Linked DNA regions of Homo sapiens: region 1 is linked to region 2. A link is a loop called in an ENCODE intact Hi-C map of the cell type or tissue named here. Cell type or tissue: OCI-LY7. All regions are shown on one strand. Links, peaks and the distances in the headings refer to the core of each region. The heading gives the core; the rest is flanking DNA. Region 1 overlaps C9orf43 (chromosome 9 open reading frame 43). Region 2 overlaps AKNA (AT-hook transcription factor).

What was found. Peaks named below come from ENCODE experiments on the same cell type or tissue, not always from the same donor. Only the 100,000 strongest peaks of a DNase experiment are listed, where the experiment ranks them.
Region 1: a loop joins it to region 2, with 6 times the contacts of the local background. A loop is called at or near these places in 2 of 110 quality-filtered maps.

What each region holds. Positions count from the first base shown.
Region 1 is chr9:113,411,507-113,426,994 of GRCh38, reverse strand. It overlaps C9orf43 (chromosome 9 open reading frame 43), which reads right to left. Exons shown (of 14, transcript NM_001278629.2): 2 at 13,351-13,550; 3 at 13,101-13,236; 4 at 7,830-7,887; 5 at 5,792-5,892; 6 at 4,410-4,446; 7 at 3,497-3,669; 8 at 2,679-2,829; 9 at 1,919-1,976; 10 at 1,575-1,651; 11 at 1,265-1,352. The coding sequence starts at 13,501. Among named protein-coding and RNA genes, the nearest start is that of C9orf43, 8.5 kb to the right of the region's middle. RefSeq lists an enhancer at 14,721-15,488. In OCI-LY7, for the core only: CTCF peaks have their summits at 9,245 and 9,453 (motif pointing right); a DNase peak (open chromatin) is centred at 10,434; H3K4me3 peaks cover 1,245 bases; H3K27ac peaks cover 2,512 bases.
Region 2 is chr9:114,370,465-114,385,952 of GRCh38, reverse strand. It overlaps AKNA (AT-hook transcription factor), which reads left to right. Exons shown (of 22, transcript NM_001317950.2): 2 at 4,507-4,893; 3 at 8,421-9,487; 4 at 11,786-11,860. The coding sequence starts at 4,620. Among named protein-coding and RNA genes, the nearest start is that of AKNA, 9.8 kb to the left of the region's middle. RefSeq lists enhancers at 79-138, 259-308, 329-398, 3,381-4,362, 6,939-7,108 and 1 more. In OCI-LY7, for the core only: CTCF peaks have their summits at 6,798 (motif pointing left) and 10,928; no DNase peak of the experiment used is centred there; H3K4me3 peaks cover 35 bases; H3K27ac peaks cover 5,115 bases.

The DNA of each region.
Region 1 (15,488 bases), core at 6,269-14,268, 960 kb after region 2:
AGCAGCTGTGATCCTCCTAGATGCCTTTGCACAGGCTATTCCCTCTCAAGAGTTCTTTCCCATATCAGGAAAACTCCCACACATACTCAAGATTCAATGCAAAAATCATCTCTTCCATAAAGCCTTTCTCAACTCAGTGAGGACAGGCCACTGCTCTATGAACATGACTCACAGAGGCACCCCAGTCACCCAAGCAAAATTGCTCCTATTGGAGGCATTGGGAAGGGGTACAAAAGGCACCAGAACGGAATTCAGGGGAGTGGTAGTGGTCACCCTAGATGGAGTGTTAACCTTGGATACATCACCTCCTGCCCGGGGCCAAGCCCTGATTCTGTCCACCTCCCATAAGAAGGGCAGGAACCTTCCAACCTTCAGGTTAGAGCAGATCATTGGCATCAGACAACTAAGTGAGATGGGAAGGAAAGCAAGAGGGCAACATCCTTCTCAGGAAACCTCATCTCAGCCCTCCCAGTGCCCCAGGATTGGAGAGCTCTTTCTGATGATTAAACAGTTGTTTTCATATTAAAGTCAGCAATGTCCAGTCTGAGACGGGCACAACGATCCTCCAAAGTTTGGGGGGATTCTTTCTCCCTCCTCCCATTCTCCACTCAAGTTGAAAAATTTTGGAGGGATAGGGGTAAGTATATGCCTGAGCTCAGACATAATAACGACTCCAAAAAGGGGAGATGTCCATTCTTGTGTCCAGCATGAGCACTGGAGCAAAAGAACTGCCTGACAAGAGTTGGCTCCCTGACTCCTGGATGGGGCTAGACAATGTGTTGATTTTAACGTGAGGCTCCAGAGACTCTCTACCTTGTGGCAGGAAGGTTAGGGGGCCCCAGAGCTCTGCTTCCTTAGAACTCTTTTGGGGTTCTAGTGAGGGGCCCCAGCTCTCCCTGCCTCATTGGAAAATGGGCCCTCAGGGTTTTCTCTTCAGTAACCTGGGCTTGTTCCTCTCCTGATCCTCAAAGTGCTCTGCCTTTTCTAAGGTAGAACCTGAGGAAAAGATGACTGGGATTCATGTTCATGGTCATCTTTCAAGCCCTCATGTGAAGCAGACATCTGGCTCAGCTTGTTTGTTTAGCAAATTTATGAGGGAAGGATGGTGCATGAGAGACCAGACAGACTGAAGCATTCCAAGAAACTCTGAGTGCCTGACAAAGGCAGGTCTCAAAATGACAAGAGCATGTTTAGCTTTTCCTGCCCTCAGATACCTACCCCTCAGGGATCCTATCACCCCCAACCAAGCATATATTCCCCTTACCATAGAGACGGTCATGAACGGTGGTAACTGGATGTTTATGTGAAGTGCTCTGGATCCCTGGATCACTCTTGGCTTTCTTTTTAGCCTCCTGAAACCCACATCAGGAGGAACAAATTAGGATTTTTGGAAGTAAAGAAAACTTTTTTCAAAAGGAATATCAAAAAGAAGGAATTTAACATCTACAACCAGACAAGAACTTTTTATCTATAACCAGATAGAAAACAAGGAGACCCCCACCTTTCATACATCCCTTCCCATTCCAGGCTGTAGACCTCTCCCAGTCCCAGCAAGCCCCTCACTGCCACTCTACCTGTTTCTTAATAGGTGTTTTCACCTTCTTCTGTTGCTGCTGCTGCTGCTGCTGCCGCTGCTGCTGTTTCCTGTAACCTGGTGACCAGAGAGCCAGCTTGATCCTCTTCTAACAGCCCCCTCTCTCCCACTGGAATGCCTGCTGTGCCTTCCTTCACAATGGTGACTCCCTGGTAAGGACCAAGCCAGAGGGGCTGCTTCCTGAAACTATTGTTTCCTGAGTTCTACATGTGACCCTGTATGACTGTGGCCACAAATATAACTGAATTGGACCACGTTAAAGTATGAGAAATGTGGGCTAACAGAAAATGGTGCTTAGAGATCCAGCAGCAACAGCAAATCTACCTTCTGTCTTCAGGTTATGTAATTTCTTCAAACGTTCAGGATATCGCAGTGCTGGTCTCTGGAGAAAGAAAAAAGAAAAAGAAAAGCTCTACTGCAGGTCTTTCCCTTTCTCCAAATGTATCCCCCAAATGCGTTTATTCATCCAGTCAACAAGCACATTTTAAGAACCCAGTGTTTTGCAGCATTGTACCAGGGGCTACGGAGGAAGGGAAAAGGTGTGGGGAACAAAGTGCAGAAGAAATAGAGAACATGGCCAGGCATGGTGGCTCATGCCTGTAATCCCAGCACTTTGGGAGGCTGAGGTGGGCAGATCACCTGAGCTCAGGAGTTCGAAACCAGCCTAGGCAACATAGTGAGACCCTGTCTCTACAAAAAATTAAAAATTAGCCAGCCATGGTGGCGCACACCTGTAGTCCCAGCTACTCTGGAGGCTGAGGTAGGAGGATGACTTCATCCCAGCAGGTCAAGGCTGCAGTGAGCCATGATCAACCACTGCACTACACCCTGGGTGACAGAGTGAGACCCAGTCTCTCAAAAAAGAAAAAAAAAAAAAAAAGAAAGAAATAGAGAACATTGCTCTCTCAACACTTCCCCATCGACTGGCTTTTACATACATAGAGCCCAGCCTTCTCTGGGGCATGGGTTCAGAGTGGAAAGGCAGAAGGGAGATAAGGAATAGAATGTCAACTCTTCCAGATTTGAGGAGAGATGGGTTTGAATTTTCACATAGGCTTCTTCCCTGCTGTTTCCTAGCTCTTACTTCCAGGGTGAGGCGGTGTATAGATAGAAACATCTTAGAAGAAATCACACTGTCAGGTCGGTTCTTTTCCAAGGGAAGATTCTTTTTCATCATGGCCAATTTTATCTTCATCTCTGGACAGAGCATGGTTTGCTTTCCACCTGGCAAAAGTCTGAAGGGGACAGAGGACAGCCAGACAGTCAGCAACAGCTCTTCCCGGAAAGCATGGCTGAGGAGAAAGAGATGTAAAGGGCTCCAAGAAATTTCCACTTTGGGTCTGAAAAGGCCTGTACCAACAAGTGTTCATTTGGTAACACTTTTCTGATGCAACTACGATCATCATAGCTGCATATACTCAGTGCTGATTCTATGTCAGGCTCATGTGCTTTTACAACACCTGAGAACAGATATTACTCCCACTTTGCAAATGAGGAAAATGAAGCTTTAAGAGGCTAAATACATTACCAAAATTCATATAGCCAGTTAAGTTTCAATGTAAAATTCAAAGGTCATCTCACTGCAGACCACATATTCTGCCTACCACTTATTCATAATTCACCTATAAAAAGAAGACAGTGATAGTGCCTACCTCCTAGTGCAAATTTAAATGAAAGTACATGTGATATGCCTAGCACAGGGCCAGGCAAATGGTAAGTGTGACAAATGGTGGTGGTTATGATGGTCATCCCTGCCTGTTGGTAAGTCCAAGAGTTCAGTAAACAAATCGGGGTGATAGTTTTCTCCCAGTCCTACTCAGAAAAAGCACACTGTTTAGACCCATCCCAGCTTCAGTAAAAAGCAGGTGCTCTGGCTCTCCCACAGACCTACATGATACTTACTCCTTCAGTAGATCCTGAGGTAACGCTTCGGATTGAGCCCAGAGAGGTAGGAAATCTGAACTGAATTGTTCAGACAATTGCACTGGGGTTGGGGGAGGCACGATCATCCCTGGTGTTCCTACTCGTGTTCCTGCGGACTGATTTCCAGAGAGACCCAGAAATGACTTGCTTTTCTGGAAGAGAAACAATGGAAAGAATTCTCCAAAGCATTCTTTTTAGCCTAGTCCTTTCCATCAACATTCTAGCCTCTCAACACTACCCTGGCATGTACTCCAGCCATGGTTGCCTCCTCTGAACGATGAGGGCCGCCACATGTTTCCCTCTCAAGCTCCCAACTCTGTTGTTGTATTCAGATCATACAGGGATTCGTTGTTTTGTTTCATTTTCCAGAAAGGTCATTCGTTTACTCACTCAACAAACTGAACAAAAATTTATTGTCTAATTATGTGTCAGGCACAGGGCTAGGGATGGGGATTCAGCAATGAACAAAATGAACCAAGACACTACTCTCATGGACATAGCAGTCTTACAGTGACTTATCCAAGGTCACATTTACTCATAAATGGTACAATTAGAGTTAGAAGCCCAGGTCTTATAACCCCTAGTCCATTGAAATTCTATATGATCACGTTGGGGATTCGTTTTTAATTGACCAAAAACTCCCCCCCTGAACACGCAACAGTTCCTCCTATTATCTCAAGGTGCTCTTCATCTCCCTATAGGAAGGAGACAGAAAAAAGGAGTCTCTGAATAGAGAATGGTTTGGTTAATTATTCCTAAAGAAGGGTTTTCTTTAGCAGATTTGGATCATTTCAGGAAAGAACGGGGGTAAGGTGGAGGAGACCTGAAAGGAAAACAAAATAAACTCTACATAGCAATATTATAAAGGTTTGCACAAAAACATCAAACTCACCACTGCCGAGTTCTTTCTTTTCTTCTTCCCATGCTGGCTGGAGAAAAACAAAACAAAACAAAACAAAACATGCTTCTCAGCTGGACTTGAAATAAGAGTAAGCACAACTTATTCCCAGATATCTTAAACAGAAGCTCCAAGGATATTTGTGAATGATGACCACAAAGATTCCTATCTTTGATCAGTACTCAAAGATAGCTGGTTGGGAACCCAGCAGTAACTGCTGCCCAAGTACCTTCTGCTAAAAAGACCCCCCATCCTCATATCTAAATTAGGTTTCCCATTATTCTCTCAGGCAATCCGGTTACCTACTTTCATAGCATGAATCCAAATTAGAAATGATATATGTAGGTGTGGTTATGTCTGTAATGGCTGACTCCCCCTGACAAGGCTCCAACAGGACAGGGACCAAATCTATTTGGTTCACTAAATCCTCACTGCTTGACACAGAGATGTTTGGTAAGAAGTATTTTTTGCTCTGACCTCTTCCTCCTTGCCTGGGACGTGGATATGATAGCTGGATCTCTAGTAGCCAACTTATACCTTAAAAGCAGCCATGAAACTCCTTAGAAGTTGGAATCCATGGGCTAAGGATGACGGCCCAAAAAGCTAGAAGGAGCCCTGGTTTCTAATTATCTCATGGAGCTCACATGACCTAGCCTGCCTACTTCTGAGCTTCTTTCACACGAAAGGAAATAAACCCTTAGGGTTGTTTTTCATTTGTTTATACCATATATACACACACACAAATGCATATATATAGAGAGAAGCACTCACAGGATTATTTTTTAAAAAGAAAAACAAAAGAAATAAAAAGAAATTCTTAAGTTTCATCATCTCTAAATGTCACTTAAGAACCTGAAAGCCTCAAGGATCAGGAAAGAAGAACCAAACACTTTCCCCATGGTTGTCAATATTAGCAAGCCTTTGGGCCTTCACCAAATGGTCTTTGTCACACTCTTTTGTACACAAGTCCTATATGCTATTGCTTTTGTACACTGTACTAGGCCCTGGGGTTGAGAACAGAGATTCACATGCTTCACTGAGAACTTTTTCACTTGTTGCAAGTGGCTAATAAGAAAAACTAAGAGAGAGCATTTATTTCTTAGTCAAGCCTTATAAGTAAGTTGAGCCCTATCTTGTATGCTATTTACTGCCGTGTAAAATTTGATATGGAGAAGTCCCACAGCATGAATCTCAAAATGCATTACATTAAAATTCCAGTGTAGCAAAAGGCAGATGCAACAGACCACGACCTTCTCTGCTTGGCCTCCTGCTACTTGCAATGAGCTGGCTAAATGGGAGATCACAAAAAGGACGCTGCAGAAGACATCAGGGATTTATAGAGTCAAAGTCCTCTGAGTTCCAGATATGATACTCACCTCACATGTATCTCTGTTTCTTCTGGGATCCACAATACAACCATATTTCTAACATCTTCAGGGCAGGGAAGTTGCGTCTCATTCAAATTCAACACTGGAAACTAAGAGAAAGATATAAAGCCTATGTATGGCTTGAGGTGCTAAGCTCCTATATCAGATTAAGGATATGCTAAGCAAAGAGTCTGGTGGCACAGAAGATGATTTTAAGTTTCCCATCTTCAAGATATCTTCATAATATTCTCCCAAAAAAAACAGACTACTCCATCAAATATCAGTATAGGTATCTGCAAGAGTGAGTATTAATAAGCAGATAATCTCCCCTGCTTCCCTGTGCCATTAGGGTAGCATTTAGCAACTCCCAATCCAATCCCATATGAGGGTGCCCTGGGGCTTACCTACAGGAACATTACTTATCCTGCCCACTCCACTCCAAAGACTTAGATCCCACAGACATTACAATCTGCAGTTTGGGAGCAGGAAGAGAACTGATAGAAACAGAAGCAAGGTGTTTTCTTTTACAGTCTGACTACAATTATAGGCATTTATATAAAAGTCAAAGGCTAACTCTTCTCACATTTAGCTATTTAGGATCCTAGAACATAGTGCTCAAGGAAATCTTATAAATCACCTAGTCCATATTCCTGGTAAGATACACACACGAAAAAACTATTCAAAATAAGGTTGTCCCTGTGAAGACAAACTGATGGACTTGGAGGTAATAGGAGAGATTCCTTTTTATTATAAATCCTTTAATGCTTTTTGAATTTAAAAATCATGTTCATACATTATCTCTTCAAATAATTAACTTAAAATAATTTAATCTCGGCCAGGCATGACAACTCATGCACTTTGGTAGACAGAGGTAGGAGGATTGCTTGAGGCTGGGAGTTTGAGACCAGCCTGGGCAACATAGTGAGACCCTGTTTCTACAAAAAGTTTTTAATTAGCCAAGTGTGGTGGTGTGTGCCTGTAGTCTCAGTTACTCAGGGGTCTGAGACAGGAGGATGGTTTGAACCCAGGAGTTTGAGGCTACAATGAGCCATGATCATACCACTGCACTCCAGCCTGGGTGACAGAGAAAGACCCTGTCTCTTAAAATAATAATTATTATTGTTGTTATTATTATTTAATCTAATCCTCTTGTTCTAAAGAAGTCAAAGAGGTAAAGTGATTAGTCAATTCATCCATTCAAAACCATCTACCATCTCAGTTCCTTATACGCTCCACTACACATGATATTGAAAAGTGAAGCATCTCAAGAAAAAAATAAAAGGCATCCAGTAGTACTGCAAAGAATAGTAAATCTCTCTTTACCATAGTTAAGTAGGAGGGTTTTTTCTTCCTAAATTTCTAATTTAGCTCTACCCCTAACTAGCTGTGTGCTTTAGCTAATCACTACCCATCTCAGTTTCCTCACCTGCAAGATATATAAGATAGGCTGTGGTCTATCAAACCATTATAGTGTTCTTCAAACTGCAATTGCAACTTATTCATAGGTCATAAAATCAAATTTTTTGAATCACAGACCACATTGTTTAAAAATGAAATAGAATAAAACAGAATAGGGCAGAAAATATTAGAGTGCATAGTTAGGGTAAGGATTGTTCCATGGTATTTTTGTTGTAAAATCTATTTCTTACTGTAGATCATAGCTAAACACTTTGTAAGTTATCAGATGAGATGATCTTAAGGCCTACCTGGGTCTGCCATTCCAGCATTCCAGTTTCCCTGATTATGAGACGACAGTATTTACTGAGTAGCTGAACATGTTCTATGCAGGATAGAGACAGAAAATTCTCACCTACGCCAAACCCATACAAATAGATCCCACTGGCTTCTAGGATTTCTGAAAACAATATGGCATGTAGATAGCACAGAGTCTAGCATACAGGAAGGGCCCAATATTAGATGGTTACTATCAACATTACTATTCAGATTTTAGTCCTCCTGAGGAATAATTTCAAATAAAGGCAGAATAGTTTATTTCCACTAGTAAAGAAAAAATGTTGAAGAAGTACTTTTAAAATCTATGACTTACTTTGGGAAGTCTGTTAGTACAGTTGATCAAACTTTTGTCAGGTAAACCCTTCGGAGGCCTAAAAAATGAGTTCCACACATAAAACAGAAATACAAAAGACTTATTGGAATGATAACGTTAGTGCTATGAGGAAATCCTTCTACTTATCTACAGAAAACCTTGGGCTTAATGCTTACCAAATGAATGTAGGATCTCACCATATCCTTAAGTTTTGTTTGTTTTTCCCGGAACAGCTCCTTAACAGACATTGCACACTGCAAATACTTCACAACTATTTGTTCCATCAAACAGAATTCATAGCCTACTCTTCTCTCCAGCTAGAGACAGTTATATCACCATCAATGAAAGTTAATATTAAGTACTTTGATGTAGATGTTCAAAATACGTTACATAAATAAAATGCGGTATATACATACAATAGAATATCATTCAGCTTTTAAAAGTCATGAAATTCTGATACAGTAGTCCTTTATCCATGGTTTCACTTACCCACAGTCAACTATGGTCTGAAAATAGGTGAGCACCTATAACTAAGGTATTTTGAGAGAGAGAGAGAGACCACAAGGACGATATTCACACCATGAGTTTTCATCACAGTATATTTTAATTGTTCTATCTTATTGTTGTTAATCTCTTACTGTGCCTAACTTATAAATTAAACTTTACCATTGGTATGTATGTATACGTAACAACATAGTAAATATAGGGTTTGGTACTTTCACAGTTTCAGGCATCCACTGGGGGTCTGAGAATATATTTCCTGAAAATAAGGGGGGACTACAGTATATACTACAACACTGGAAACATTATACTATGTGAAATAAGCCAGACACAAAAGGACAAATGTTGTGTAATTCCACTTACATGAGGTATTTAGAACAGGCAAGTTCATAAAGACAGAAAATAGAATAGATATTACCAGGGACTGGGAAGAGGAGGGAATGGGGAGTTGCTGTTAATGGATACAGTTTTTGTTTGACATGATGAAAACATTCTGGAAATGGATAGTGCTGATGGATGTACAACACTGTGAATGTACTTAATGCCAATGAATTGTATGCTTAAAAATGGCTAAAATGGTCAATTTTTATTATGTATATATTTACCACAGTAAAAAACTCATATCCTTATGTTTTCATATCACTTGCTATTTTTCTTATTTTTTAAAAGACATGTTACATGCATGAATGAATGAATAATGTAAAGGGGTAAATGATAAAGATCTTTAGGAATGATAGTGGAATTTAAAAACAAAAAAAAGATAAAGACCTAACACTCAGCCTGCTTTATGAAGTCCTACATGACACAGACTCCTGCTTCCTGTTTCTACTGCAGCTCCCCAGCCTCATCTCTGACCACTCTTCCATTCCTGCTCTATGTTCTAGGCACAATGAACTATTTTCCTGATACAGACACAATTTCCTCTTGCCTCCAAGCCTTTGCATATGCTATTCCTATGGTTTAGAACTCGCTTCCTGCCAACCTCCCACCTACAACCCCCATTTCACTAGACTGCTCAGACTTCCAGTCTAGGCACAGATGCCACTTACACAGAAGACAGTGCCCTGACTTGGGAACCCTTTCTGGTGTTTCCACACACCAGGGGGCGGTCCTCTCATGACACTCATCATACGGACTGCTTATTTCTTTGCCTCCCCAACTAGGCTGAAAGTCCCTTGAGGATAAAGACTGTATGTTGTTTACTATTGTATCCCAGCATTCATCACAGTGGCCCGCACTAAAATACAGTTGTGAATTGAATGACTAAACAAATGTCATGGTCCCTGCTTTCAAAGGGCCTAAAATCCAGTTGGACAAACAGGAGATAAACATAAAAATATCAATAAGCATGTCAGGGACTGAAGTACTGGGGGTAGTTTGGAAGAGAGAGTATCAGAGGCTAGTGGGAAATGAGGAAACTCAACCTTGACAGAAGAAAAGGACCATATTCTCTCAATCAACAAATACTTATTATGTTTCCACTACTTGCCATGCATTGTTGAAGACATAGGAGACAGAGCAGCCAACAAAAGAAACATATGGTCCCTGCTCTTGTAGGGACTGACATTCTCATGAGAGGCGGCAAACAAATCAAAAAAATCATTTCAGGTCAGAAGAACTGAAGAAAAATGATGCTTGGTTAAATGACAATGAGGGTGTAAGGAAATTTTAAATAGACTGGTTGAGGAAGACTTCTGTGAAAAAGCAACATTTAAGCTTAAACTCAAATGACCAAAAGGAATTAGATGGAAGGATCTAGGGCAGTATTTCTCAACAAGGGGGCAATTTTGCCCCGAGGGGACATCTGGTAATGTCTGGAGGCATTTCTGGTTGTCATAACTGGAGGTAGGGTACTATTAGTATTCAATGGGTACAGGCCAGGGAAGTAGCTAAAATAAGACAGCCCCAAAGGACAAAGAATTATCTGGTCCAAAATGTCAATAGTGTTTTAAAAACAAAAAACAAAAGAACAAAAAAAAAAACCTAGTTAAGAGAAAAAGTGTTCTACTCAGAAGAAACAGTAGGGCCATTAGCCCTGGGGTGGGAGGTGTGGCATAGATGAGGAATTGAAAGAGCAGTGCAGCTGCAGCCTACTCAACAAGGAAGGGAGAAATGCGAGATGAGGTCCAGTAGGAAGGCCAGATCTCGTAGGGCCTTACAGGCCAGGAAAGGGACTTAATGAAGTGACAGGAAGGAAGAGGGCCTTTAAGGTTTAGGAAACTGCATGACAGAAAAGCACAATCAGAAAACCAGTCTCACACAGAGGAAAAGTTGGTGTTCAAGAAGAGAAGACTCTGATTAGAGGAGCCAGACAGTAAAGAGAGAGGCCACCAGTCTAGAGTTGGGAGGTTTGAGTCTGTTCTCTAGTAAACAAAGTTCTGATAAAGGGGCTTTTCAAGCAAGGAAATGAACAAAGCAATATTTTTGGAAGATTAATCTGTTGGCCATATGTAAAATAGCTTCGAGGAGAAAAGGCAGGGAAACCAGTTCAGAAGCCACTGCAAAAACCCACCATGTCATGAAGGACTGGTCTCCGACAGAGAGTGTGAAGCAGAAAGCAAGACACACTGAAGGAAGAAGGCGTGTAAACAGGGAAATGACTAGAGGAGGCAGCTCTCTCACAGCTCTGCGCTATACATGGCGGGCATGGCAGGGGCGGAGTGTGTCCCTGGGTATGAATATGAAGCATATCATAGGTCCTGACTGAGAAACACCGCTGTCTAACCAGAGTTAAAGTCCTAGAGAACATGAAAATAGTCACACCTCTTCCTATACTATTGTTAGCCAAAGAGAAATCATTAAGGGCTACTTAAATGGAACAGGAGAAAAGAAAATACTATGAGAGCCACCACTGGTGCTTTATTCCAGGTAACAAAGTCTTCGAATTTTTTAAGTCTAAGTTTTCCACAGATACCTGTCCCTTTGTTTCATGTACCAGCAAGCACTCATTGGGTACACAGACATTGTAGGAGACTCAAGAAAAGAAAAAAAAAAGGCACTGCTTTTTCCTTTAGGAGCTTACAAATAGTTTCATACCTAAAAATAAAATATTATTATAGAAAGACAGGGGCCGGGCATGGTGGCTCACGCCTGTAATCCTAACACTCTGGGATTACAGGATAACCCCTTTACATTATTCATTCATCCATGCATGTAACACGTCTTTTTAAAAATAAGACAAACAGCAAGTGATATGAAAATACAAGGATATGAGTTTTTTACTGTGGTAAATATATACATAACAAAAATTGACCATTTTAGCCATTTTTAAGCACACAATTCATTTCAGCTCACGAGTTCAAGACCAGCCTGGGCAAACATGGCGAAAACCTGTCTATACAAAAAATCCAAAAATTAGCCGGGAGTGGTGGCGCGTGCCTGTGGTCCCAGCTATTTGAGAGGCTGAGGCTAGAGAATCACTCGAACCCAGGAGGTGGAGGTTGCAGTGAGCCGAGATCACGACACTGTACTCCAGGCTAGGCAACAAAGTAAGACCCTATCCCCCACCAAAAAAAAAGGAAATAGAAAGACAGGGTTGGGCATGGTGGCTCACACCTGTAATTCTAGCACTTTGGGAGGCTGAGGCGGGTGGATCACTTGAGGTCACGAGTTTGAGACCAGCCTGGCCAACATGGTGAAACTCTGTCTCTACTAAAAATATAAAAATCAGCCACGCATGGTGGTGCACGCCTGTAATTCCAGATACTCGGGAGGCTGAGGCATGAGAATTGCTTGAACCTGGGAGACAGAGGTCGTGCCATTGCACTCCAACCTGGGTGACAGAGTGAGACTCTGTCTCAAAAAAGAAAAAAGAAAGATGGCATATATGGATGGTTTTCTGTCCGTACATACAGATGCTGATAAGATGGGCTGAATTGTGTCCTCCCAAAATTCATCGTTAAAGTCCCAACTAGTACTTCAGAATTTGACTGTATTTGGAGATATGGTTTTTTAAAAAGTTATTAAGGTAAAAATGAAGTCACATGAGGGGGCCCTAACCCAGTAAGACTGGTGTCCTTGTAAGAAGAAATTAAGACACAGACGCACAGAGGGAAGACCATGTTAACACATAGGGAGAGGGGCTCAGTATGGTGTCTCATGCCTGTAATCCCAACAATTTGGGAGGCCAAGGCAGGAGGATCACTTGAGGCCAGGAGTTCAAGACCGGCCCAGGCAACAAAGCAAGACCTCGTCTCTAATAAAAGTAAAAAAAAAAAAAAAAATTAACCAGGCGTGGTGGTGCACACTTGTAGTCCTAGCTACTTGGGAGGCTGAGGTGGGAGGATCGCTTGAGCCCAGAAAGTTGAGGCTGCAGTGAGCTATGATCGCACCATTGCACTCTAGTCCAGCCTGGGTGACAGGGTGAGACCCTGTCTCAAAAAAAATAAATAAAAAGGACACAGGGTATAAAAAATTACCATCTACAAACCAAGAGTGGTCTCAAAAGCAAACAGTCTTGGCAACACCTTGATATTGGACTTCTAGCCTCAAGAATTACAAGAAAATAAATTTTGTTGTTTAAGGCACCCAGTCTATGGTATTTTGTTATAACAGCCCTACCGAACCAATATACCTCCCAAATTAACCAATTCCTAGGGCACAAGCAGGAAGGGTTTCTTTCTGTTTCCCACTGCCTATTCACCACTTCTTTAACCCAATTGGTATTTTCTTTTTAATCTAGCTTTCTCAAAGTATACTAATGGATAAGGAAAATCATAATCCAGAATTTTGAGACAATAGGCTGTAAAGGAAGATTCCATGATAATTTACCTGCCATGAAATTTGGAGTAAAACTTTGAACTCTGAGACAATAAAGAATGGGCCTTAGTAAAGGTACATTCTGGTAAATGATGAGCTGCAAAGCCGGAATCTAAGATGTCTACCACGGTGAGCACTGGGAGTTTATCTAAGAAGGCAGACCAGAAGAAAACATGTTAACCTGCTGCCTGGAGAAAGGGAGCCACATACATAAATACGTTAAGGACCTCGTGAGGGAGAGGACAGAAGCTGGCTAATTCACCTTCAGCATCCAGGGGAGTTTTGCAGGATGAGCCGAGGATTCGAGGATGGCCCCTCTCAATGCGGCGGATAGTTGCCCAGCATTGTGGGTGCTGACAAACAGCCAAGCCACAGGTGGTTTCGTCCCACTGGCTCTCATCTGGCAAGTCCATAGCTAGAAATGGTTTAGGCCAAAGGCCAACCCTGCAGCATTCTAGTGCTCTGGAAAATCAACAGCTACATAATTAGGGAGTATTATACATTAGCCATACAGTCCAGATGTTAATTTGAACTCACAGTATAAAATATTTCTATTGAACCTATATAGGTAAATGATGGCCACAAAATAATTAAAGATTGGATAACAAGCAAGTATGAAAATAGCTCAGCATAAAGTAGAATGGCAAGAGTTTGAGAGCAGGACTTCAGGTCTCCTAATTGGCTATTTAATAGCTGAGTGACCTGGGACTTAACCAGTCTGAGCCTGTTGCCTCCACTGTAAAATGAGGATAAGCTTATTTCACAGGGTCATTATAAAAATTAGTTAATGGATATTAAAAGCCTGGCATATTGTTCCAAATAAATATTTGCATCCTTTCCTTTTCCCCTTCGTTAGTCATCAGGGAGAAGATGCCACCATCTCCAAAAAGCATTATCAAATTATGACCAAAGTAGTCACAGAAGTGTCTTAGAAGGCCCAAACTTCTGGAAGACATGTTTCATTTTTCAATGTGCTTCAGTTCCCATGCAGGCAGATAAAATACCCACCAGCAATGAATGTGTTTGCTCAAATAGCAAATCACTAGACACTGCTAGTTGCATCAGAGGCCATTAGCTTTTCATTCATTGGCCATATGGCCTTTGACAAGGGTCTTCACACCTCTCTCTCAAGTAGGGGGAGGGGTCCTGACTTGGTGTCTCAGGTCTGTAACCACAGCACTTTGGTAGGCCAAGATGAGTTACCCCCTCTCCACAAAAAATAATAAATAACATAAGCAGAAGGCAGGGAATCCCTAAGTAGGACTGCAGAAGCATTAAATGAGATAATGTACTTTTATTCATGGGAGGTGTTCAATAAATATTATCATCTTTTCCTTTCTAGAGGTGTTTTAGGCAATCACTAACTACCACCTTATTCCTAAGAACTTTTTAAGGACAGTGTCCATTTCTTTCTTTTATTCAACACATTTATTGATTACTAAATATGTGAGGGGACCTGCTTTGGACATGAACAGTAATAAACAAACTCCCTGTTCTAAACAGTTTCATAATTTAGATCAAAGATAAACTATCAGCCTGGGATTGCACCTGGCCTATTACTTGTTTTGTTTGGCTAGCACTTTGAATCAATTTTAAATTTGAATCAATTTTAAAATTGAAATAGCCCACAATGTCCTTTTAGGGACCAAAATACTTGACAACACTGAGCCCAATTCCAGTTGAAGAGCAACTGACTAGCGCTGAGCAGCCCTGATGGTTTCAGCCAGGTCTGTTCTATCCAAGCGGAGTTCCCCCACCAGACCTTATGGTCTCTAATTGAAACACTTTCAGTTGCCATTTATCATAGCATTTGCTCTTTTGTTTTAAAATATTTCTCTATAATCAGGCTTCTATCGAAAGCAGGAAAACTACAGGGCGACTTGGGACTGCATGCTTGACGGGAAAAAAAAGCAGCATTAATTCTCAGTGGGAGGCTGGGCGCCGTGGCTCATGCCTGTAATCTCAGCACTTTGCAAGGCCGAGGGAGAATCACTTGAGCCCTGGAGTTCGAGACCAGCCTGGGCAACATGGTGAAACCCTGTCTCTACGAAAAATACAAAAAATTAGCTGGGTGTGATGGAACGCACCTGTAGCCCCAGCTATTTGGGGCTGAGGTGGGAGGACCACCTGAGCCAGGGAGGTCGAGGCTACAGTGAGCCGAGACCGTGCCGCTGCACTCCAGCCTGGGGGACGGAGTGAGACCCTGTCAAGAAATTTTAAAAATTAAAAAATAAATAAAATCAGTGGGAGTGAGAATTTCTACGAACTTAATATAAAAATAACTTAAAAACAACTTAAAACACCATTGCGCCGGGCGCGGTGACTGGCGCCTGTAATCCCTGCACTTTGGGAGACCGAGGCGGGCGGATCACGAGGTCAGGAGATCGAGACCATCTTGGC
Region 2 (15,488 bases), core at 3,332-11,331:
CAGTGAGGAAAATGCAAGCCCAGCTATACACAGTGAGTAACAGCAGCCAGGACTAGCACCTGTCTCCTGATGCCCAGCCTGCTTCTCTATCACAGCATCGTCCCAGCCTGAGGTTGGCAGGTAGTTGGCACTAACGTGTGTTTGTTGACTGACTAGCTGACTGGCCAGTTCTGGGGCTTTGTGGTGAGGAGGGCCATGGCTCGCATGGAAGGCAGAGGCCTGGCTCAGGAAAGGCTCACTGGTTTAGGCGCCTGGGGGCAAGTGCGAAACTCTAGTCAGTCACTGCAGCTGCCTCTGACGTGCACCTTCCCCTGGTTACAGTGAGATTTCTGCCACGACTGAGTCATCCCAGAAGACAGGATGTTCCTCTTTGTGCACCCAGAGGGCTCTGTGATTGGGCAGGCTGCTCTGTGGCAGAGCTAGAAAAAAAGCCCTTTAAAAAGTCAAAAAACCGCACACCTCCCCCGGCCCCTTCCTCAGCAGAGGCTTCAGAATCAGAAAAGCAACAGCTAAATTGTAGCCTCTTCTCCACCTGCCATAACAGCAGGAGCCAGGAGGCCTAGTGAACTTCAAAGGGCAGGCCCTGCCTGAGGCCCTGGTTTAAAATGCAGATTCCTGGGCCCTATCCCAGGGCCACTGAGTCAGGCTCTCTGCAGGTTGTTTCAGGAAACTGCACGCTTAGAGGATTCTTAAGCACACTGAAGCTTAAGATCCCTGGCAGGGATTTCCAAGAAGGGTACAGGCCCTGCAGAAGGTATGAGAAGCAAGGATTAGAGCTTCTATTTAAAATATAGTTGACCAGCTGGGTGGGTGGCTCATGCTTGTAATCCCAGCACATAGGGAGGCCGAGGCAGGAGGATCATTTGAAACAAGGAGTTCAAAACCAGCCTGGGCAACGTGGCAAAACCCCATCTCGACAAAAAAAAATTTTTAAAATTAGCCAGGCATGGTGGCGCATACCTGTGGTCTTAGCTACTCAGGAGGCCGAGGTGGGAGGATCGCTTGAGCCCAGGTGGTCAAGGCTACAGTGAGCTCTGATTGCCATTGTACTCCAGCCTGGGTAACAGTGAGACCCTGTCTCAATAAAATAAAATACAGTTGATCCTTGAATAATACAGGGGTTAGGAGTGCCTCATGCAGTCAAAAATCTGCTTATAACTTTTAACTCCCCCAAAACTTTATCAATAGCCTGCTATTGACTGGAAGCTTTGCTGATAACATAAACAGTTGGTTAATGCATATTTTCTGTCTTATATGTATTATGTACTGTTTTCTTACAATAAAGTAAGCCAGAGAAAAGAAAATGTTATTAAGGAAATCATAAGGAAGAGAAAATCTACTTACTTTCATTAAGTGGAAGTGGATCATCATAAAGGCCTACATCCTTGTCATCTTCACATTGAGGAGGAGGAGTTAAGGGGGAGATTGATCTACTGTCTTAGGGGTGGCAGAGGCAGAAGAAAATTCACATATAGGTAGACCTGTGTGGTTCAAACTGTCATTAAGGGTCACCTGTATATATTTTCTTTTTCCTTTTTATTTTTAGTAGAGACAGGCTTTTGCCACGTTGCCCAAGCTGGTCTCAAACTCCTGAGCTCAAGTGATCTGCCCACCTCGGCCTCCCAAAGTGCTGGGATTGCAGGTGTGAGCCGCTGTACCTGGCCCATTTTCGATTGCATCTTTTTAGAAGATCACTTTTGAAAATACTCTTTCCAATACATGTAATATATTAGCGTGATGTGTTCGAGCAAATATATTTTTACTGATGGATTGTGTGATTAAAAAAATATTGGGGTACCACTAGGCCAGAATTGACAGTTGCAAATCTTGCTGTGGCAGGAAGTAGCTGGGTGATCTTAGCCAAATTCTACCCTCATGTTTGTAGGAGGGCAGATTGAGAATTTAAAAGTAAAGCTTCAACCCAGGCTGGCGCCGAGTGGGCTCTTCACATGTGGTAGGGACTGTGGGGCTGGAGGACAATACACAGGGTGATCTGGAGGAAATTGTAGGGCTCTGCATTTGGGGGTAGAGAGGAAGACTGGGCGGGGACAGAGGATAGAAGCCCCGAACACCCATCCACAGAGCAGGAGTCGCAGCCAAGGAGGGAAGAATGGTATTCCCTGCACCTCCCTCCTCCAGCCCTTGAGAAGTCAGCCTTTCCCGGGCTGCACTGTTCCCTGGGGAACTTTGTGTCCAAAAATAGTTGCCTGCTGACTTTTCTCAGCCACACAAATCAAGCAGGATCCAAGTGTTCATGAGGATAAAGGGACAAACACAGACCTTCTGTCCTGGGAGGCCTGGAGTCATACTGCCTTCAACACAGCATGCAGGGGAGAAAGCCCAGACTGTGGGCCAGGAGGCTGACTTTCACCCCTGCCTTGTCCTGACCCCTGTGTGGCTTTAGGCAAGGCCTCTCCCCTCTCTGGATCCCAGTTTCCCCATCTGTGGAAGAAGGCCTTTGTGTGAGCTGCTCTGGGGGCCGCTGCACTGATGGGCTGCAGTTCTCTGAACCCTCCATGGCAGGGAGCTCCCTGGGGGACCGTGCCCACTCTGGGTCAGCTTTGCACTTCCTGGGCCTGGCTCAGTGCTGGCATAGAGGAAGCGCTTAGGGAAATAGCAGGAGCGTCAGAAGGAAGAGGCAAAAGGAGATGAGAGGGAGAAGGAAAGAGGGAAAGAAGGAGAGGGTTGAGGGAAGGCAGCGGAGGAGCCCTTCTCTGGCTACCCTGTTCCTGCAGCAGCCGCCTGACGGGTCCCCCGTGTGGCCAGCCTCCCTGGTTCATTCTCCCAGAGCAGCCCAAGGGGAACTTTTAAACCACACCTCTGATGGGCTTTCCCTGTGTTCAATACCCCAGCCATCGGCGGCGAAACCACTCCCAGGTCCAGGAAAGCCCCTGGTAGGCTTGCTCCCCGCCCCCAGCTCGCCTCACTCCTCACTCGGAAGGCGTTTTCTTTAAATTGAGGTGAAATTCACATAACATAAAACTAACCATTTTTAGGTAAACAGTTCAGTGACATTTAGTATATTCACAGTGTTGTGTAACTGCCACCTCCATCTAGTTGCAAAACATTTTCATCACTTCAGAAGGAAATCCCATACCCAGCAAGCATTTAGTGCCCGCTCTCCTCTCCCCCAGCCCCTGGCAAATACCAGCCTGCTTTCACTCTCCAAGGAGTTACCTTGCCTGGATATTTCCTATCCATAGAATCACACTATATGTGACCTTTGTCGCATCTTTCACTTAGCATAATGTTTTTGAGGTTCATCTATACTGTAGCATGTGTTGGGACTTCATGCCTTTTCATTTGAGCACCTGTTTTTCAATTATGTTGGGTACAGGAATGCTACCTTTTTTTTTTTTTTTTTCCTTTTGAGACAGGGTCTCACTTTGTTGCCCAGGCTGGAGTGCAGTGGCGCTGTCATGGCTCACTGCAGCTTCGACCTCCCGGGCTTAAGTGATCCTCCCACCTCGACCTCTGGAGTAGCTGGGACTGCAGGTGTGCACAATTACACCTGGCTAATTTTTCGTAGAGACAAGGTTTTACCATGTTGCCCAGGCTGGTCTCGAACTCCTAGACTCAAGTGATCCACTCGCCTCAGCCTCCCAAAGTGCTGGGATTATAGGCGTGAGCTCTCCTACCTGGCCTGGAATGCTTTTTTCATCATCCTCCCCCACCTCTCAATCTGAATTCTTACCCCAGTGAGGTCAGAGAGGATTCTTGGAGGAACCGGCTTCTAAACTGGGATCACCAGACTTCCCTGGCCTGTGTCAGGGCAGCCCCCGTGCCTCCTCCAGCACATCTCACCTGGATTTGTAGTTGCCTGGTGATCGTCTGCTTCCTCCTGGGCCATCAGTTCTCCCATGAGCAGGGCCTGTGCCCCATGCCCACACGAAGAGCCAGTACGCAGTAACACTAGCTAGCATGCATTCAACACCTGTTCGTTGGTGCACTGGCCACTGGGCTCCTCATCCTGTGTCTCATCTAGTTTATAAAACCCTGGAGGGGGCCGGGCATGGTGGCTCACACCTGTAATCCCAGCACTTTGGGAGGCCAAGGCGGGTGGATCACAAGGTCAGGAGTTCGAGACCAGCCTCGCCAATACAGTGAAACTAAAAAATACAAAAATTAGCCGGGTGTGGTGGCGTGCACCTGTAGTCCCAGCTACTCAGGAGGCTGAGGCAGGAGAATTGCTTGAACCTGGGAGACGGAGGTTGCAGTGAGCCGAGATTGTGCCACTGCACTCCAGCCTGGGCAACAGAGTGAGACTGTGTCTCAAAAAAAAAAAAAAAAAAAAAAACCCTGGAGAGAGAGAGGAATTATTATCCCAGCTTTATTGATGAAGAAAATGAAGGCAGAGTGACTTGCCCAAGGTGACACAGCTTCGGGAGGACACAACCAGGAGTTGAACTGGGGCTAATTCCAGAGTTCCTGCTGGTAACTTCTTGTTCCGAATAAAAGAGGGGATCAGGATTGATTAATGTTCTCTCTTGAATGTGTCCCTGACAGGGCACAGGCAGGATGGCCGATGCTGACAGGAACCAGCGGTGACTCTGGGGCCCCTGGCAGCAGCTCTGTCTCCTGAAGATGAAGTGGCCCAGGTGAAGCCCAGGCCAGCCCCAATGGCCAGCTCGGAGACTGAGATCCGCTGGGCTGAGCCTGGCCTGGGGAAGGGCCCCCAGCGGCGGCGCTGGGCCTGGGCCGAGGACAAGAGGGATGTGGATAGAAGTAGTTCACAAAGCTGGGAAGAAGAGAGACTCTTTCCCAATGCCACCAGCCCCGAGCTCCTAGAGGACTTCCGCCTGGCCCAGCAGCACCTGCCGCCCCTGGAGTGGGACCCACACCCGCAGCCCGATGGGCATCAGGATTCCGAGTCAGGAGAGACTTCGGGAGAAGGTGAGACTGACACCCCTCCCCCTACAGTGGTGTCCTGTCCCCAAAACATCACACGTTCTTTTTTTTTTTTTTTTTTTTGAGACAGAGTCTTGCTTCATTGCCAGGCTGGAGTGCAGTGGCACGATCTCGGCTCACTACAGCCTCTGCCTCCTGGGTTCAAGCGATTCTCTTGCCTCAGCGTCCCGAGTAGCTGGGATTACAGGCATGCGCCACCATGCCCGGTTGTATTTTTTTTTTTTTCTTTTTTTAGTAGAGACGGGGTTTCACCATGTTGGCCAGGATGGTCTCAATCTCTTGACCTCGTGATCCGCCCGCCTCGGCCTCCCAAAGTGCTGGGATTACAGGCATAAGCCCGGCCATCACACATTCTTCCAGGGAGGAAGGGAGTGGACGCTGCTTCAGCATTTTCAATTAAATTCTACAAAGTCTGTAATTAAAAATTTTTAAAGATTTAAATTGTATACATAATACCATTCATTGCAGAACAACCGGAAAGTATAAGCACAAAATTAGGTAAAATTTAAAATTACTCATTGTCCCACTCCATCCCCTGATAACCACTGTTTTCCATATGTGTAGATATGCAAATGTAATGTGAATAAGGAACAGTATTCTACATGCTTCCTTGTAACCTGCTTTTTGGTTAACTTAATAGATGTGAACATTTTCGTAGTTCATCAAATCCTCTCCCACAAGTGATTCCTAGACTTCCATGGATATTCCATGGTTAATTGGCCAGTCTCCTACTGCTGGGCGTTTTAGTAGTTTCTAGATTTTGCTGTTATAAATAATGCAGTGATGAATGTCATTAATATATCTTTGCACACTTGATTTGATCATATCTTTGGTAATTTGAATTACTTAGTCCCGGGGTTATGTCCATTTTTGACTTTATTTTTTTTTTTTAGTGAGGCAGAGTCTTGCTCTGTTGCCCAGGCTGGAGTGCAGTGGCATGATCATGGCTCACTGCAGCCTCGACCTTTCTGGCTCAATCAATCCTCAGAACTCAGCCTCCCGAGGAGCTGGGACTACAGGTGCATGCCACCACACCCAGCTAATTTTTGTATTTTTTGTAGAGACAGGGTCTCACAGTGTTGCCCAGGCTGGTCTCAAACTCCTGGCCTGAAGTGAGCCTCTCACCTTGGCCTCCCAAAATGCTGGGATTACAGATGCGAGCCGTCATGCCTGGACATTTTTAAGGTTTTTTAAAATCCCAATTAGCAATGGGAACGTTGGCATTTCTTGTTTTCTACAATAGCTGTGTTCTGGTTGCATCCAGACCAACTTAGACTGAATTCCTAGCTTTGCTTAGCAAGTTCCTTCTGCCTGAATCTTGCTTTTTCCATCTATAAAATGAGAGGAATCATATCGTGGAGAATAGTAAGAGCTGAATATATGGTAACTATTGCACTTAGATTATGAGCAAGATGCCCCTGTTTTAGGGTCCTGTGACTCCCGCAGGCTGGTGTGGTTGGTAGAGAAGCCTCCTCTGGTAGTGGATTGTGCCATTACTCAAAGTTTCACACACCTGATCTGCTCAAAGTGGGCACTGCCCACTGAGGAGCCATTTCTGAGCTCTCTCTCCAGCAGGGGATGGTGACTGAGATGCACTGGGTCGACAGGGCAGAGGCATCTCTTCCTGGGGTCACATGGTAACCCCCTGCTATGATGTAACAGCTGCTACCTTGTCCTGTGCCTTTACTATGTGCCAGGCACAGGGCTGGGCAGGGTCTGGCCCTCTCTTGTTCCCTCCTCACCACCCTCTGTCAGGTAGGAGGAACTATCCTCAAGTTTGACTATGGATTGCCAGAGAGGTCAGCAGCTTGCCCGTGGCCCCAGTGAGGGGTGATAGGAGCCAGGATTGAACCCAGGGCTCCCTAGCTCCAAAGCCCAGGCCCCTTCACCCCTAGTACGTGACCCCTAGTGGTGGAAGCAAACTCACCTGCATGGCTGGGGCCTGGGTCCTAGGTCCAGGGAACCACTGGGTGATCTTTGGCAACTTACGTAACCTCCCTGGGCTTCAAGTATGCTGCTGTAAGCAAGAGTAACTTGCTGAAGGACATGTTAAGTGGTTAAGAGACGTAGAGGCATCAAGGGTAGGGGAAAGAGCATGGAGGAACAGAGAGTGCGACAAAGGTGCATCTGCCTGAACAGAGAGTCTATGCCTGGTGGTACCCAAACTATGTCTCATGAAACTTTGGACTTATCCCTGAGGTCAACACGGGGTCTAGAGCAGAGTGGGTGCTCCATAAACAATGACTGCATGGATGGTGGTTAGATGCATGGATGAATGGACAGGTGGGTGATGAATGGGTGCATGGGTGGGTAGATGGATGGATGTTGGGAGGAAGGATGGCGGGATAGATGGGTGGGTAGATGGATAAATATTTCTTGAGTACCCACTATGTAATAATTACAATAACTATCTATTTCCTGGGGGCTTTATATACCTTATCTTCCTCTCTCCCTCCTTCCTTCCCTCTCTTCCTCACTCACCTCCCTTTTCTCCTTCCTTCTGTTTAGTCAACAAATAGTGTCAGGTACCGGCACTGCAAATATAATCATGAACAAAACAGAGAGCATCCTTGGCTTCATAGAACTTGCAGTGTAGTGGGCGAGACAAATGTCAATGAAACAACTGCACAAATAAATGGAAAACTGCTGCTATGATAAGTGTTACAAAGTAGAGGGAGCCAGTCCTATGAGGGCCTGTAAAAGGGAGAACTTGACCTAGTCAGGGAGAGCTAAGTCTTCCTTGAGGAGGCAGAGGTTGAGCGAACGCCTGAAGGACAGATAGGAGTTAACTAGGCCAAGGAGGGGAGAGAATCCCTCGGCAGAGGGATGCGCACATGCGTAGCCCCCATGGTGGGAGGAGCGTTGTGTGCACATAGCAGGAGCAGGGGGAGCTTGAGGGGCCATGGAGAGAGATGGATCAGGAGAGCTAATGGGGCCGGGGTGGCAGCGACCTTAGGACCATAGTGAAGGTTCTGCTTTTCTTCCACAGGAAGACATGGATGAGTTTTCAGATGTGGGATGTGGGTGAGGATAGAGGAGATGGTTAGGTGGCTACTGACTGCAGTTAGCCAGATGAGAGGATGGGACGCGAGCTAAGGTAGTGGTGGTAGACTTCAGAGCAGTAGATGAGTTTGCGATCTTTATAGGAGGTCCCATTGGACAGGACCAAGTGACAGAATGGATTCAGGGGGTTAGAGGGAGAGAGATGGCAAAGATGCCTCCCAGCCTTCTGGCCTGTATGCATAGAGGGGATGGTGTTGCCGTCTGCTGAGATGGGAGACACTGGAGGGACCATCCACCGGGTTTGGGTTTGAGTTTGAGTTTGAAGGACCTCTGAGATAATCAGATCAGGTATCAGACAAGCACTTGGCTAAGTCTACCACCACCTTGGGATTCTTTCCATCCCCACGTGATGAGGAAATGGAAGCCAGAGAGTTGAAGTGACTTAGGGTAAGTTACAAGGTGGGTGCAGAGCTGGTATATGCTAAGAAGTGAATGGCCTGTCTTTCCAGAGGCTGAAGCAGAGGATGTGGACAGCCCAGCAAGTTCCCATGAGCCTCTTGCCTGGCTCCCCCAGCAGGGCCGTCAGCTGGACATGACTGAAGAGGAGCCAGATGGGACCCTCGGAAGTCTGGAGGTTGAGGAGGCTGGAGAGAGCTCCTCAAGGTTGGGGTATGAGGCTGGTCTCAGCTTGGAAGGCCATGGAAACACCAGCCCCATGGCTCTTGGGCATGGTCAGGCCAGGGGCTGGGTGGCTTCTGGCGAACAAGCCAGTGGGGACAAACTTTCTGAACATTCCGAGGTCAACCCATCCGTTGAACTCAGCCCGGCAAGGTCCTGGAGCAGTGGGACAGTGAGCCTCGACCACCCTAGTGACAGCCTTGATTCTACCTGGGAAGGAGAGACCGATGGCCCCCAGCCCACTGCCCTGGCAGAAACCTTGCCAGAGGGCCCCAGCCACCACCTCCTAAGCCCAGATGGCAGAACTGGAGGCAGTGTTGCTCGGGCAACCCCCATGGAATTCCAGGACTCCTCAGCTCCCCCAGCCCAGAGTCCGCAGCATGCCACAGATAGATGGAGGAGAGAAACGACCAGATTCTTCTGCCCTCAGCCCAAGGAACACATCTGGAAGCAGACAAAGACGTCACCTAAGCCACTCCCTTCCCGATTCATTGGCTCCATCAGCCCCCTGAATCCCCAGCCCAGGCCAACGCGGCAGGGCAGGCCGCTGCCCAGACAGGGAGCCACTCTGGCTGGCCGCTCCTCTTCTAATGCCCCCAAGTATGGCCGGGGGCAGTTGAACTACCCACTCCCTGATTTCTCCAAGGTAGGGCCCCGGGTGAGATTCCCCAAAGATGAGAGCTACCGTCCCCCCAAGTCCAGAAGCCACAACAGGAAGCCTCAGGCCCCTGCCAGGCCCCTCATCTTCAAGTCTCCAGCTGAGATTGTGCAGGAGGTGCTGTTGAGCAGTGGAGAAGCAGCCCTGGCAAAGGACACGCCTCCTGCCCACCCTATCACCAGGGTACCCCAAGAATTTCAGACGCCTGAGCAAGCCACTGAGCTGGTCCATCAGCTCCAGGTTAGTGGGACTCATGGCTGTGGATGTGTCACCAAGGCCCCTGTTGGCTTGGGGTGGAGGCTAATTGGGGTGGGGAGGCCTGGAGTAGAGGCTGGCTGGGGTGGAGAGGCCTGGGATAGAGCCTGGCTGGGGTGGGAAGCCCTAGGACGGAGGCTGGTGGGGTGGGGAGGCCTGGGGTGGAGGCTGGCTAGGGTGGGAAGCCCTGGGATGGAGGCCAGTGGGGTGGGGAGGCCTGGGGTGGGGAGCCCTGGGGTAGAGCCTGGTGGGGTGGGGAGGCCTGGGGTGGAGGCTGGCTGGGGTAGGAAGCCCTGGGATAGAGGCTGGTGGGGTGGGGAGGCCTGGGGTGGAGGCTGGCTGGGGTAGGAAGCCCTGGGATAGAGGCTGGTGGGGTGGGGAGGCCTGGGGTGGAGGCTGGCTGAGGTGGAGAGCCCTGGGATAGAGGCTGGTGGGGTGGGGAGGCCTGGGGTGGAGGCTGGCTTGGGCAGGAAGCCCTGGGGTAGAGGCTGGCTGCGGTAGGGAGGCCTGGGGTTTGGGCCAGGAACTCCCTGCTGGTGGAGGGAGGGTGTACCTGGAGCCCTGAGATACACCCAAGCCCTTTGCTCAAAAAGACCAGTGATTGTACTCGTGTTTCAAGGATGATCTGTTTGCTTCTTTTCAACTTCTGCTATAAAAAAATTAAAACATATACAAGAGAGAAGATCGTAGAATACACTCCCATGTACCTACCCCCCGCATCCACAATTAGCAGCCCCGAAAACCTTTCTCGCCTGTGGCCTTACCTCTCCCCTATTCACCCCCACTAGATTATTTTGAAGCAAAATTTCAGGCATCCAATCCTTTTATCTAAAAATGTGTTAGTGTGTGTATGTCTAAAGATAAAGACCTTATATTAAACATAACCACATACCATGGTCACCTAAATGTTAACACCAGGTCCTTAAATATGAACAAATATCACACCCGCATTCAGATCTCTCTGTGTCTCATAAATGGCTTATTCGTTCCCGTCCATGGGCCTCAGGATCCAAACATGGCTTGTATATTGCATTTGGTGCCTTTCAAGTCTGTCCTCTCCCTTTGTCTTTTTCTTTCTTTCTTTCTTGCATTTACTTTTTCAGATCTCTTTTACTCTCTTAGTCCGTCCTCCTTCTTACTTCTGCCGTGCAATTCATTTGTTGCGGAAATCAGTCTGTCCTGCAGAGTCGTCCGCAGTCTGGGCTTTGCTGATGTGCTGTGGTCTCTTTTCATGCGTCCCATTGTCCTCTTTTTCTTGAATATTGTTAGGTTTTGAGCTAGAGGCTTTGGTGGTCTGGAGGAGAAACATGACCATTTCCCTTCCAGACCATGAGCTCCACGGGCGTGGGGAGTTTTGGCAAGAGCACGTGAGTGCCTCCTTCAGTAAGCACAGGATGCCTGCTGCTCTCTTGTTGGTGATTTTGACAGCCTCTGATGGTCATTGTCTTGGGCTAGTCTTTCATTTGAGGTGACAAAGTGGTAGTATGCTAATGCTCTCATTCCTGCATTAATTGCTGGAAATATGCTAAAAAGTAAAAGTGTCCCTCATCAACTACTTGGTTACCAAGTTCTTGTTCCTATGGGAAGGGCCAGCGAGATGTTCCGTTCTGTCCTTTTACTGTTACCGTTACTGACCCATAATGGTACTTACTTAGTTACCGACCCGTTTTCAGAAGGAGTCAGTTCCTCACATCCTTCAAAGGTGACATGCTTTTCCTTTTTTCCTGCAATGACTTGTTTTTATAAAGTTCTTTGGACTTGTTTAAGATAAGTGACTCTGAGTAGGTGGAACAGTGATTTTAAGTCTTCTATTTCTCTGCCATGGGACTCTTGGGTGATTCATTCAATTAGCCATTGAAAATCAGGTACTTCTTAAGCACATGCTTCTTAAACACCGACAGTGCAGCAGGGGGAAAGAAAGATATGGGCCTCACCCCACAGAGCCAACCGGTGGGCAGGGCATTTGGAGAAATAAAACAGTGGCAGCCATCTGCGACATGGGTTATGTATCAAGGTAAACCAGCCAGAGGCCCTCAGTCTAGACCCGTTGTCATGGGGGTAGAAGAGTTGTCCCACTGCCCTCTCATGCTCCAGAACTTGAACGTGGTGGGTCTGTGTTGCACACAAGCCTGAAGATTGCTCAGCTCGGATCCCACCATTGAATGCTTTCCTCTCAGGAACCCAGAAGCCCTTATGGAAGGGGGTTTGCTATCAGGGTCTCCCAGCAAGGAGGGGTTCATTGTGTGCCTGCGCATGTGACCGTGTTGCTCCCGCTTTCTGCAGGAAGACTACCACAGGCTCCTCACCAAGTACGCTGAGGCCGAGAACACCATTGACCAGCTACGCCTCGGGGCCAAGGTACCAGGCCGGGATGGGGTGGAGGCATGGGCCCAAGTCCCCGAGGAGGTGACACTTTTCCATAGTCCTAGAGAAAGGCCACTGCCTCCTCCATCTACTGAGGCCCTGGAGATAGTGGAACGCCAGTTTTCTTCTACCCCAAGGTCCCTCTGTGACCTTGGGCAGTGACCTTGCCTTCCCTGGGCTTTTTTTTTTTTTTTTTTTTTTGAGTCAGGGTCTTGCTCTGTCACCTAGGCTGGAGTGCAGTGGCATGGTCGTAACTTACTGCAATCTCAACCTCCTGGGCTCAAGGGATCCTCTTGCTTCAGCCTCCCTGGTAGCTGGGAATGCAGGCAGTCATCACTATTCCCTGCTAATTTTTTTTTTTTCAATGTTTTGTAGAGACGGGGTCTTACTTTGTTGCCCAAGCTGGTCTTGAACTCCTGGGCTCAAGTGATCCTCCTGCCTCAGCCTCCCAAAGTGCTGCTGGGATTACAGGCCTGAGCTACCATGAGCCCAGGAATTTCATGAGAATCTCTCTCCTTCTAGATGGGTTCTGGAGTAAGACCACCTGGGTTCGACTCCTGGCTCCATTGCTAACCAGCTGTGTGACCTTAAGGACGTTACTTGGGCTCTGTGAGCCTCAAAAGAGTAACACAGAATTTCTGCTCAGCCCCTGGTGCTTGTTTTTTGGGCCTGAATCTTCCTGGATCACACCTTTGCCTTTCTCCCTCCCCACCACCTCACCACAGCCTCTCCCCTCCCCTGAACAGCAGTATGGGGCAGGAGGAGAGCAGAGGGGGAACCCACCACCCCAGCCCCCACCCCGTCTTCGGAGGAGGCTGTGAATTCTGCACCTTCCTCTTTTCTGAGTGAGGCAGGAAGTGGGACCTGTGCGGCCCCTCGTGGCTTCCTGCTTTTGCTGTGCCCTCCTCTTGCCTCATCAGGCAGCAGTAGAGGAGGATGTGGGAGCTGAGGTGCAGAGATGCAGATGCCCCAGTGCCTCCCCCTGTCATGCTCCAGGACCCTGCCCCTGCCACAGCTGCTGCTCTCAATGTCGAGAGGCACTTCCGGGGCAGGTGGGCGGAGGCCACTGTGGTGAGGAAATGGAAGGGGGCCTGTTCTAGGACCAGGACCCCCCCCCCCCCCGCTGCGTCCCCACACCTGCTGCCTGGCACAGGCAGGACCCTTCCCTCTTGGCCTCATCGGGCACATCTGTAAAAGAGGGGCTAATCAGACTTCCTCCTGGGAGCCAAGCAGGCTCCTTCCAGCTTTCTGAACCACTGAGCCAGATCCAGGGTTGGAAGAGACGGGGGAGTTGGGAAAGGGAGGGAAGGGGCTTTGTTAGGTCATCCTCTCTGGGGAAACCACATTCCCATGGCTGCAGACTCCAAGTAGGTCCAAGGAGAAAGGAACTGGTCATCAGACCCAAACACTTGGGCTTCCCCATTTGGCAGATTGGGAAACTGGGGCTCCCGTTGGGATAGGGGCCTCTGAAGGTCATGGAGTGGCGGGGGCTGGAGGCGTGGAGCGTCTGCACCCTCCCTCCTCCCTTCCTTCCTCCTGCACTCGTTTAAGGGCATGAGTCAGTATACAGAAAGCATTTACCTGGCACTAGGCAGGCACTTTGTAAGAGTTAGGGAATATTATAAAGGTGTTTACTGCCAGGCCTCTTGTGTGCCAGCCACAGTGACAGGCGGGGGTGGACACGGGGGAGCACAGCTGGGGTATCTCCTCTCGTGGGTGCTCCCTTGACCCAGTAGGACTCAGGGTCCCCCCCATGTGTAGTCACCCTGCCCTGGCCAGCACCCAGACCCCTGGCTCATGTGTGTGAGGGTGTCACAGGAGAGGCCAGAAATGGTTCTGTGCCAGCTCACTCACTCCCGCTTTCTGGAAAAATGATTGCTTGGCCCGAGGGCTCTGCTCCCTCCCCCAACCCCTCTCTCAGCCTCAAGAAGTGTGAGCACCATTCAGGGCTCTACCGGAAGGAAGCAGGATGATACTATCATCTCCTGCCCAACCCCATCTCACAGCTGCCCTGAAGGAACAGTACATGGCAGGCTTGCAGCTCCTATGTGCAGAAGAGAACACAGAGCCCCGGAACAGGGAGGGGATTCACTCTGGGTCCATGGGGCTTGAGGGGAGCTGAGATTCCAGCTGGCCAGTGCCTCACTCCATCTGGACCTCTGTGCACTCTACCCCGAAGGCTGGAGAGACCCCAGGATGGTCTTCTGCTCAGAACCCACGAGTTCAGAGGCAGTCCTCAGAACCCACCGAGCCATTTCACTCTGCTCAGAGCCCACGGGGGAGGGCTGGACCCACCTGGGAGGGAGCCGCGCTGGGGATGTTGCGCTGGACACCCAGGCTAGGCATGGTGGGTAGGTGGACAGCAATGGATGGGGACCCATAGGAAGGAGATTGACATTCACTGAGCAGCAACAGGTATCCCACCCCAGCTTCAGGGTCATATTTGAGCCCCTCCACACACACACCAAGGCACAGCCAGGTGGAATGGTTTGCTCAACATCCCACAGCTGGTGCAACAGGCAAAGCTGGGACTGAAACCTACATCTCCCTGATTCCAGAACAGGTGTTTCTTTCCTCATGCCTGGGTAAGCCCTGGCACTCAGGCCCTGGCACTGGGTGTGGAGACAGGCATAGGGATGAGGTGGATTGATGACTGTTATAGTAATAAGAATGGTCATAGGTGATGTTTATGGACCACTCTCTTAAATAATTTGCAGTTGGGGAAGCTGAGGCACAGAGAGGTTAAATAACTTGACCAAGATCATTCAACAAGTAGGTGCCAGAGCAGGAGTTGGAACTCGGCAGCCTAGCTCTGAAGCCCACGAGTGACACCACACTCTAGCAGAACTAGACTTGGTAGTTGCGGGATCTGCAGCTGGGGAGGCCTGGCCCAGGAACACCGATGGGTCTGGAGCCTTGGGGTTGGGGCAGGACCAGGGAGCCCAGCTGTGGGGCAGGGAGCCAGGACTGGTCAGGAGTCACTGGTGGGCTCTGTTCTCTACACTGGCCTCTGGCCAGGGTTTATAGTGATCTCACTGCATTTGCTGCCATGTTGCCACCTCCCCCCCAGCCCCTGTTCCTCCATCTCAGCTGAAGAGGGATCTGGAAGAGCTGAGGTGACCAGAAATTACCCAAGAAGGAATTACGGAGATGATGTAAAACCACCTCTTTTCAGTGTGTTCTGATGGCTGCAAGTTGGTCTAGAAGCCCCTGGGTGGGGATGGGGGGAGGGGGAGGCTTCTGTATGCAGATGAGTTGGGGAAACATCTTCCTCTCTCTCTTCCTCCTCCCCTCCCTCCCCATTCATAAAGCCCATTAGCATTTTAAAGGCTGAGAGAAATCCATCTGTGCAGAGAATATTCATTTGTTTAACCCAATGTTTCCCAAATTCACTAGTCCTCCCTTCACAGAATCCTGATTCACCTTTCACAGAATCCCCCAAGGGAGTGAATCCAGCCTTGGGGAGCACCCGGGACACCCTGGCTGTGTCCAGAGAGACCAGCCCTGGGAGGGCCTGGCCGGAGCAGCTGCAGCTGCCACCCCCACCCCCACCGCCACTCCCCACCTCATCGCTCTGCCTGGGCATCTGCTCAGGTTTTGGGCTTCTCTGCTTCAAACTCCT